Regions from separate parts of the Homo sapiens genome. Here all the other regions are linked to region 3. Evidence: chromatin contacts called from ENCODE Hi-C or POLR2A ChIA-PET data. All regions are on one chromosome and are shown on one strand. Each heading gives the region's core, a stretch centred on a gene start or an enhancer-like site at or near the end of the contact. The rest is flanking DNA. Distances are from core to core; before and after follow the strand shown. Region 1 overlaps TTLL11 (tubulin tyrosine ligase like 11). Region 2 overlaps TTLL11 (tubulin tyrosine ligase like 11). Region 3 overlaps TTLL11 (tubulin tyrosine ligase like 11).

Region 1 (3,011 bases), core at 210-2,709, 39 kb before region 3:
TCATGTATGAAACACAGTTGATTTTTATGTGTTGATTTTGTATCCTGCAACTTTGCTGAATTTGTTTATTACTTTGAATATTTTTCTGTGGAATCATTAGAGTTTTCTACATATGGGATCATGTCATCAACAAACAGATAATTTTGCTTCTTATTTTCTAATGTGGACACCTTCTATATCTTTCTCTTGCCTATTCTGGCTAGAATTTATAATACTATGTTGATGTAAAATAAAAGTGGGCATCTTTGTCTTATTCCTGATCATGGTGGAAAAGCTTTAAAGCTTTTAGTATTTTACCATTGAGTATGATGTTAGCTGTGTAAGCGGACAGTTTTTAAAGGAGCTTAAAAAGAGGTAGGATTATGAAATCCTGGGACTTAATTAAAATTATATCCCCCATATTCCTAGCACCTAGTCTGGCATATAATAATTACTGAGTGAATGGACATGTTTTTAAAAATGGTAGTTTCTCAAAACTGAATGAGCTAAAGGTGCCTCTAAAAGGGGGGGCAATTTGGTATTCATGAGGGTGGTAAGCATTGAAGAGTGATGAAAAAGGAGATAAGAGTCATTGGGTTGCCCACTGACAAGGTGTTGGTTCCTCATTGTGGGCAACAAAGCAAAGCCACTTTACCCTTTGCTCGGATAGCCTGCTTAATTCTGGTTATTTTCTCCTTCTCTATATTAGCACTTAACAGCTAGAAGAAAATAACATATGTTGTATCTCATTGTATTTATGAGTACTGAATTAATAACTTACAGCCCATTGCATAAAAAGAAAATGAGCAAAATGCTGTAAATTATAGATGGAAGTTGTTAATGTGAGTAGAGTGTACAACATATGCCTCATTGTGCACAGCTTTGAAATAATGTGACTGATTTAAATGACTTGAGGCTGGCTTCATTTTAATGTGGAATGTATGGAAAGCATTGAGTCACCACCATTTCATTAGTAAGGCTATGTTCTTCCATTGGACCTTGGCCCCTCAACTTGAAGTAGATAAAAATTCTGATTACCTATAGTCCTAGAATGGGAAAATCAAAAGATTTTTATTTAATATGTTGGCATATCTATTTGTGTGCACTTTTAACAAGCAAATTCTGAATATGAACTAACATGGCCTCTCTTTTCTCCTTTAACAAGGTCATCTGAGTTACAGATTTAAAAAATATGTTCATTAAATGCAGAGCTTGTTGATAACTTTGAGAAGCAACAGGATGTAGTGGAAAGAACAGGCCCTTTTGTCTCGGTGAGAAATTTTCTGGCTTCAAATAATTGAAACTCTATAGCTTGTGCCAAACAAGATTTTAGAAGACCAAAAAGGTATTCTCAGGATACAAGGCTATCTTACAGGCTCACGCGGGTCTGAGGCCACTCAGTCTGAGTTTCTAGGGCTATGTTGTCTCATCTCTGCTTTCCCTCCCACACCTGCTCCTTTCTTGTCTCTCAGCAGACTGGCTGTCTCTGCTCCTGTGCACATAGCCAAGCACAGCTGCCCTGCCCTGGCTTTTTATCCCTGCCAGTTCAAGGGCCAGCAGAGGCTGCCTGGCATCTCTGATTTCCAGATTCCTGGAAGAGAGAATCTGGTTATCTCATCTTGAGTCAGATGACCACTCCTGATTTGTTCATTTATTAATTCAGGAAGTCTTTACGAGTTTGGGGAACTGTTTTAGGCCCTGGGATTCATCTTACCCTCATGGAGCATATGTGTGTGTGTATGTGTGTGTGTGTGTGTGAGAGAGAGAGAGAGAGAGAGAGAGATAAGGGAAGAGGGACTCTGAAAGCTTATTCTTTTGGGCTCGGTTGAGGGTTGTAATTTTCAGAGGAAGGGATGTATGGGCTTGGAATTTGGATAGACCTGGACTCTAATCCTGGTTCCTCCCCTTACCAGCTCTGTGTGACCCTTGGGCATGTTAAATTACCTCTGTCAGCCCCAAGTTTTGAATCAGCAAAATGGGAGTAATCCTTTATAGGGTAGTTATAAGGATTAAAGTGAAATGGTGCCTGCAAAGCCAGGAGTGTAGTATCTGCCACATGTAATCAGAGCTCTACCACTTGGAACAAGTTATTAAACCTGTTTGAATCTGTTTCCTCATCTGTAAAATGGCAAAGAATATCACTTACCTCATATGCGTATTATAAGGATTAAACCATGGTAAGTACACCAGGGTGCCAGGAATTTGTACATAATGGATACTCAGTGTGGTCACTGCTCTTCTTATTCTTATTGCGAGTCACATTTTTTCTCTTCTAGTTCCCATTTGGCCGGCGCTTGCCTTGTGACATCTACTGGCATGGAGTTTCATTTCACGACAATGACATATTCTCCGGTCAAGTGAACAAGTTTCCAGGTATCTGCTGTTATTGTTGACATTTAAACATGTTTCTAGGGCCAAGTCTCAGATACACTCTTCTACTAAAACATGACAGTTATTTTTGAGATCAGATTTGAGGACTCTTAATTGGGAATTGCTGTGTTCACTAGCCATTAAGGTTTTAAGGATTGGAGACAGGCTTTTAAAGGTTCAAAGGCAGGCTTTCTTGGTCTAATGCCACTGGTGGAAGAACATGGTTTCCACTTTTTGGGTTATGCATATAATATGGGGTTCTAATGAGAGGAATATATTCTGAAAATGAAAAAATAATAGAACATTTCATTCTTGCGGGAAACAAAAGCACCAAAATTCTAGGCATATGTCATAGAAATGGGGTATCAGCTTCCCTTTTCTTTAAGTATTATATTTGGAGGTACCATTTTTAAAACCAAATATACTGGTCTCCATATTAAGTACTACAGGCTGCACACAGCCTCTGCCTTTTACCTAATGACATTATCTCAGCAAGACTTATCCTGCAAGGAGAAATCTTAGTGCTAGAAAAGCATCATAGCCAGCACTAAGATATCCCTCTCACTCCACTACCAACCTCCCAATACAACTTTTTTGTTTTGCATTTTAATCTCTACCACTTTTCTGAGATGGAGTCTCGCTTGGTCACTCATACTGGAGAG
Region 2 (2,965 bases), core at 254-2,753, 56 kb after region 3:
TACCCATGTGGCATCTTGATAAAAATTACAGGTGTATATTTTTCGCACACTTGAGGTTTATCTCTCTAAACTCAAAAAGCTCTTTCAATTTTAACTATTTGGAGTTGAAATCTTCCTAAAATGCATGATACAGCTGCTTCCTGAAATTGAAGGAACATAATTTGATATTTTTTCTTTTTTCTTGGTGCCTTGGAATTAAGAGGTGTGCTGGCAAACTGGTTTCAAAAAACAAAACAAAACACTTCCTGATGGGTAGTGTTTGTCTATTTCCATGGTGTAAATATTCCCACCACAGCTAATTTCAGGCTATCAGTGGTTTTTAACAACCAGCTCAAAAGACTCCTGAATATTTATGGACAGCTTGAGCTCAGCTCTGCAAGGAAGCAGCGTAGCACTGTGGAAAGGACGTGGTTGTTAGACCTGGACATACCTGGTTTTAGTCCCCATTTTTCTGCTTGAGAGCTGGGCTACCTGGAACAGGATCTTTAATCTGAGTTTCTATGTATAAATTGAGCTAAACATGACCACACCATGAGGGATAGTGAGGACCAGAGAAGGCGGCAGAGGTCAGGGGTCCCAAGTGCTGTCAGGGCCAAGCAGGTGATCTAATGAATGGGGGTAGGCTGAGTGGGGACCCTGGAAAATCCCAGAAACAGTGGTTCTCAAGCTCAGCTGCATATTGGAACCAATAGGGAACTTCTCTGCCTGGGCTCCACCTCAGACCAATTAAACCAGAATTTCTGGGGGTGGAGCCTGAACATGGTTTTAAAAAAATTAAAAGAACACTCTTTGAAACACCAGTGATTCAAATATGCAAATCACGTTTGAGGACCACTGGTCCTGACGGACACTTGTGGGTAGTGAGCATGCCTGTCACCTCCAAAATAAGTCAGCGGGCTTAGCACACAGCAGGGGTTACAGGATAGCCTTCCCAGCCTGTTGTACTGTGTGGTAACCTGGTAACTGTTTTTTGCACAAGAACTTTTTCGTCTTCCTAAATCTTGAAGGCTGGCCCCAGGTATGATTCCCGTGGTCAAAGCCCCTGCCTCTGTAAGCCCCACCTGCTTTGCCTAGTCGGCCATGAGCTGTGGCAAAACCAGAGGGCTGTGTGCGTGTTTTGTGCCTGTGTGGATCTTAAGTGGAAACTGATGAGGTCATGCCAGGGGAAGGGGGCCCAGGAGCAAAGGATTCTGGGATTCTACCCACCATTCTCTCCCTATCTCATTCCCCAGCTCCTGTCGGCTTGTTGAGACCCCCAAGCATGCCACGCTTTTTGATGCCTCTATGCCTTTGCACATCTCACCCCCAGGCCCAGGGCACTCTGTGTGTCCACTCTGGCACAGTAGTTCCTGTATTATATTGTCATTATTAGTTTACCTGTTTGTCTTAATTCAACAAATACTTATTTAGTGCCCGTTATGAACCCAGCAGAAGGAATGCTGGATTTATGGTTTAAACATCCTGTGAGCTCTTCAAGGCTCAGAACCACATCGGATGCATTCATGCCCTTGGCATTTGGCATGGGGCCTGGCACATAGAGTTTTTTTTATATTTTCGAAAGATGGAAGGAAGGATGGGTGGATGGGAGGCGATTCTATCTTACCTCCATGTTCAGGACTGTGACTTAGAGGGATAAGTTTTTGAAAGGGTGACTTTCCAGGGAAGTGGAGTGTGTTTGTAATTTCCAGAAATTTCACAGGGAGATTCAGTTCCCATGGCAGGATTTATCCATGGTTGTTAAATTGTGGATCACTTTCTTTAAGGGACATGGACATTGACTTTTAAAATAAATTTTCTCTCCAATACTGTCCTGAATGGAATCATTAAATGTAGAGTGAGTTTGGAAAATTGTAAGTAGTTCGGTATAGATGGAAGGGGTGGTGTAGGAAGCAGAGGGAATGAATTTGGAAGGATTGGCAGGGATTTGGACTATAAAGGACCTTGAATGCCAGGTTAAGGAGCTTTAGATCTGCCCTGTGGGCAGAGAGGAGGACCTCGTGGACACTTTAGAGGAGGAATGGCAGAGGCATGCTCAGTGGGTGGGTAAGAGCATCATTGTGGTCGGCTCCTTGAACAGATCAGATCAAATCACTCTTCCTTCCGAGCAATCTCCCAATCTACCATTCCTGCCCTTGCCATTTGCATAATTTACTTTTAATTATTGCTTTCATTATTTTCACAGCCCATCCTGGCAGGAATAATCTGATACTGGGTGGAATTAAACTGATGGGACCTCAGCAAACCTCCTTTGTTCATATTATTAACCCATGTATTTTTCAGAGAAGATTTTATTAAAAGAGATCATCTGGGATTTGCTCCTAAGCTGTATTTTCCGGAGACAGCACAGCCAGCAACTGTCCCTTGCACCCGACTCCTCTCTGTGGGTACAGTTTTAAAAGCAGGTGTCACTCAGCGCTTAGGGAGCACCAGTTTCTAATTAGTTGCTTGTTAAACCACAGGCCTCCAGATTGGGCTACTAAAATTACTAGTTTATTTAGTGAAGAAACACTAATGGTATTTTTTTAACCCTGAAAACAAGCATTTCCAGTTCTTTGCTGATGCCACATTTTTCTGAGATGAATGTTATTGTTACACATTACTGTTACTATTTATGGTGCCCAGAGCAGTGTGGGTTCTTTGCAAATGTTATTATCTTGTCGATTTCTCACGGGATTTTGCAAATACTGCTTTTCCAGAAGAGGAAGCCTGGTCTCAGAGAACTGAGTCACTGCCTAAAGTCACATAGCCAGTGTGGGCCAGGCTGGAATTCAACCTGGGGCTGGCCTATGTCCTTGTTCTTTTCAATAGCTTCTTCACTGTCACTTGCTTATTGATTTCCATTTGCCAATGGACCACGCTTTATGACATAGGAATTTGTATTTTTGTTTAAAAGCATCTGGAAAATAATAAAAATAATTTGAAAATATAGCTTAAGTATATTATGTATTAAACAAAACACCATTAC
Region 3 (3,345 bases), core at 834-3,333:
CAGTTGCTCAGGAGGCTGAGGAAGGAGAATCGCTTGAACCTGGGAGGCAGAGGTTGCAGTGAGCCGAGATTGCACCACTGCACTATAGCCTAGGCGACAATGCGAGACTCCATCTCAAAAAAAAAAAAAAAAAAAGGAACGTATGCATATTTCGATTAAAGTTGAAGGCAAAAAAGTAAATGGTCTCACAGATTAATTGCTAAAATGTTATAATATATATTGACTAACGTCACCATTGACTAACATCACCATATCACCATATCTTATATATGACATTATAATCAGTCCACATTATTAATCTGAATATGTATGAGTGCCTATTGATGTCCCCCAAGTACATTATAATTTTAAAAGCATTCCCTGACCATGCAAGTCTGGGAAGTGCTGGACCGGAGAGGTTTTATGATCATCTCTCTTTGACAGATGAAGATATTGATGCTATTGAGTAACACATACCTTGCTATTTCTTATACATATTTCTTCTGTGGCTGTTTAGCTCATGGTATTCTATCTTGACATCCTGAAATAGCTGTCCTGTTGAGACTGTGGCATAGCTGTTCTGTCTTTGTGGGTCATAGGTGAGGTTTTCCTAAGCTGGGTGGACTTTCCAATGTCCGGTGGGTTGGCAGGGAGGCTCGACACGCTGGGGATCTCTTTTTTTTTTTTTTTTTTTTGAGACAGAGTCTCACTCTGTTGCCAGGCTGGAGTGCAGTGGTGTGCTCTCGGCTCACTGCAACCTCCACCTCCCAGGTTCAAGAGATTCTTCTGCCTCAGCCTCCCAAGTAGCTGGGACTATAGGCATGCGCCACCACGCCCAGCTAATTTTTGTAGTTTTAGTAGAGACGGGGGTTTCACCATGTTGGCCAGGATGGTCTCGATCTCTTGACCTCGTGATCCGCCTGCCTCAGCCTCCCAAAGTGCTGGGATTACAGGCATGAGCCACCGCACCCAGCCACTGGAGATCTCTTAAAGCTGAGCCTCCAGGGAATCTGGATGTTTTCCCAGGGGATGGGAAAACATTGCCTCTGCCATCTAAGAGCAAACTAAAGAGCTTTGTCATGCTGAGATGAGAGTATCCTGTAAACACAATTATCAGTGCTTTTCTCTGTATTTATTTCCCTTCTCCTCTCCTTGAGTCATTAATAAAATCTCAGAAGCTATGTCTATGGCTACAGGGGCCTAAGGAAAGAGTTGGAGCCCAGGTGTTGTCCAGAGCATTAAAGGGTATCAAAACTTCCCTCCCTGTCCTAAGACCGTTGTGGTCGTGGTAGTGGCTAGCGAGATATCCCCAAAGGGAAAGTAAATTTGGAAGAGCAGTCGGGGCATCTGTTTCCCCAAAGAGAGGCTGCCTTCAGTGTCCCTCTCTGATTTATTAAGGAAGCAGAGAGGTTTCCTTGCAAATGAACACCCAGGTGAAGTGACTGGCCAGAGGTCAGGAAGCAGGTGCCGGGCTAACATTTCCTGGGAGCCCATGAGAGGGGGCTTAGCCCAAGGTCCTGTTTTCCCGTGGCCACCTGATGCCATTGAAATGAAAGTTGGGGAAACAGGCAGTGTTGATTTAAGGAAACGTGGCTTCTGTAGCAGCCTCCAGTGGCACAGTAGGAGTTCCTTTGTAGAACTCAGCTCAGCTTGGCTTCCAACCAGCACACTCATTTAGAACACCCTGGAGTTTTAGGGTGATCAAAGGCATGTACAAGTAATTCCTTACATGTCAACACCTTCGTGCTTCTCCTTGAAATTTAAACCAGCAGTTGAAATCCAGAGGCTTGCAGCAGATCTTGTTCTCACTCTCATGGTGTAAATGATCAGGCTGAGTGTCCCGTTCCTGGGCAGGCATTTGGCTGCCCTGACCAGGCTCTCTGAGTGGCTGGGTGGGTGTTTAAAACTATCCTCTTGGTGTGTTGGTTTCCAGCCAGTTCTCTTTAGAGGTCAGAGCTGTTGCCCAGAAGCACCAGCTCTGCACTGCTGTCTCTGCCCACCCTGGGCTTGTGAACCTGATCCAAGCACAGGCTGTGCCGCTGGGACTCAGGGCGAGTGTCCATCTTGGCGACCTTGACCCCTGAAGTAGGCTTAGCTTCCCTGTCCCGCCCCCCCTTCCCCCTTCATGATTCCCACCCCCTGCCTCTTGGCTCACCACCTCCTGTGTGATCTGCAGGTCACCTGGCTTTGCTCAGTCTCAGATCCTTATTTGTAACATTATTAAGAACAGTGTTGCAGCTGGGTGCGGTGGCTCACGCCTGGAAGCCTGTAATCCCAACACTTTGGAAGGCCAAGGTGGGTGGATCACCTGAGGTCAGGAGTTGGAGACCAGCCTGTCCAACGTGGGGAAACCCCGTCTCTACTAAAAATACAAAAATTGGCCAGGTGTGTTGGTGCACGCCTGTAATCCCAGCTACTCGGGAGCCTGAGGCAGGAGAGTCACTTGAACCTCGGAGGCCGCAGTTGCAATGAGCCGAGATCACGCCATTGCACTCCAGCCTGGGCGACGAGTGAGACTCCATGTCAAGAAAACAAAAACCAAAAAACAGTGTTGCACACACATACACACAAACAAGGTACTGAAGAACAAAACAAAACAAAACCTGAAAAAGAAAAAAACCAATATCAGTAGATTTCTCATAACTTAGCTGTGGAGATTAAGTGAAATAACTATTGTAAGGCACCTTATAGGTGCCCATAAATGGTAGTTGTTACTGTTATGTATTACTGTTAATAACATTTTAAAGTGTAACCAGAAACGGGTCCTGATCCAGACCCCAGGAGAGGGTTCTTGTATCTCGTGCAAGAAAGAATTCAGGGCAAGTCCGTAAAGTAAAGTGGATGCAAGTTTATTAAGAAAGTAGACAAATAAAAGAATGGCTTCTCCATACAACAGCCCCGAGGGCAGCTGGTTGCCCATTTTATGGTTCTTGATGACATGCTAAACAAAGGGTGGATTATTCATGCCTCCATTTTTAGACCATATAGTGTAACTTCCTGACGTTGCCATGCCATTTGTAAACTGTCATGGCGCTGGTGGGAGTGTAGCAGTGAGGATGACCAGAGGTCACTCTTGTTGCCATCTTGGTTTTGGTGGGTTTCAGCTGGCTTCTTGACAGCAAGCTGTTTTATCAGCAAGGTCTTTTTTTTTTTTTTTTTTTTTTTTTTGCGACGGAGTCTCACTCTGTCACCCAGGCTGGAGTGCAGTGGTGAGATCTCGGCTCACTGCAAGCTCCGCCTACTGGGTTCACACCATTCTCCTGCCTCAGCCTCCAGAGTAGCTGGGACTACAGGTGCCCGCCACCACATCTGGCTAATATTTTTGTATTTTTAGTAGAGATGGGGTTTCACCGTGTTAGGCAGGAT

What was found. Hi-C counts contacts between places; a loop is a spot of excess contacts on that map. ChIA-PET counts read pairs that join two places held with the same protein, here RNA polymerase II (POLR2A). Pooled maps may share reads with other maps.
Region 1: a loop to region 3 is called in a map of psoas muscle, with 2.5 times the contacts of the local background. The contact joins two enhancer-like sites. A Hi-C loop is called at or near these places in 1 of 168 maps with a recorded cell type or tissue (psoas muscle). POLR2A ChIA-PET finds 5 or more read pairs at or near these places in 2 of 52 experiments (Caco-2 and activated T-cell).
Region 2: POLR2A ChIA-PET joins it to region 3 with 19 read pairs in Panc1. The contact joins two enhancer-like sites. A Hi-C loop is called at or near these places in 5 of 168 maps with a recorded cell type or tissue (B cell, Caco-2, OCI-LY7 and 2 more) and 2 of 50 pooled maps. POLR2A ChIA-PET finds 5 or more read pairs at or near these places in 3 of 52 experiments (OCI-LY7, Panc1 and activated CD4-positive, alpha-beta T cell).

What each region holds. Positions count from the first base shown.
Region 1 is chr9:122,038,613-122,041,623 of GRCh38, reverse strand. TTLL11 (tubulin tyrosine ligase like 11) reads left to right here. Exons shown (of 9, transcript NM_001139442.2): 2 at 2,256-2,352. Among named protein-coding and RNA genes, the nearest start is that of TTLL11, 53 kb to the left of the region's middle. RefSeq lists an enhancer at 1,498-2,697. Within about 2 kb of position 1,459, at least 4 of the 41 ENCODE cell types and tissues checked have a DNase peak (open chromatin) inside an H3K27ac peak, as active enhancers do; they include psoas muscle, where a contact is called at or near this core.
Region 2 is chr9:121,944,554-121,947,518 of GRCh38, reverse strand. The region is part of intron 6 of TTLL11 (tubulin tyrosine ligase like 11); the gene reads left to right. Among named protein-coding and RNA genes, the nearest start is that of TTLL11, 150 kb to the left of the region's middle. Within about 2 kb of position 1,503, at least 2 of the 41 ENCODE cell types and tissues checked have a DNase peak (open chromatin) inside an H3K27ac peak, as active enhancers do.
Region 3 is chr9:122,000,274-122,003,618 of GRCh38, reverse strand. The region is part of intron 3 of TTLL11 (tubulin tyrosine ligase like 11); the gene reads left to right. Among named protein-coding and RNA genes, the nearest start is that of TTLL11, 91 kb to the left of the region's middle. Within about 2 kb of position 2,083, at least 6 of the 41 ENCODE cell types and tissues checked have a DNase peak (open chromatin) inside an H3K27ac peak, as active enhancers do; they include psoas muscle, where a contact is called at or near this core.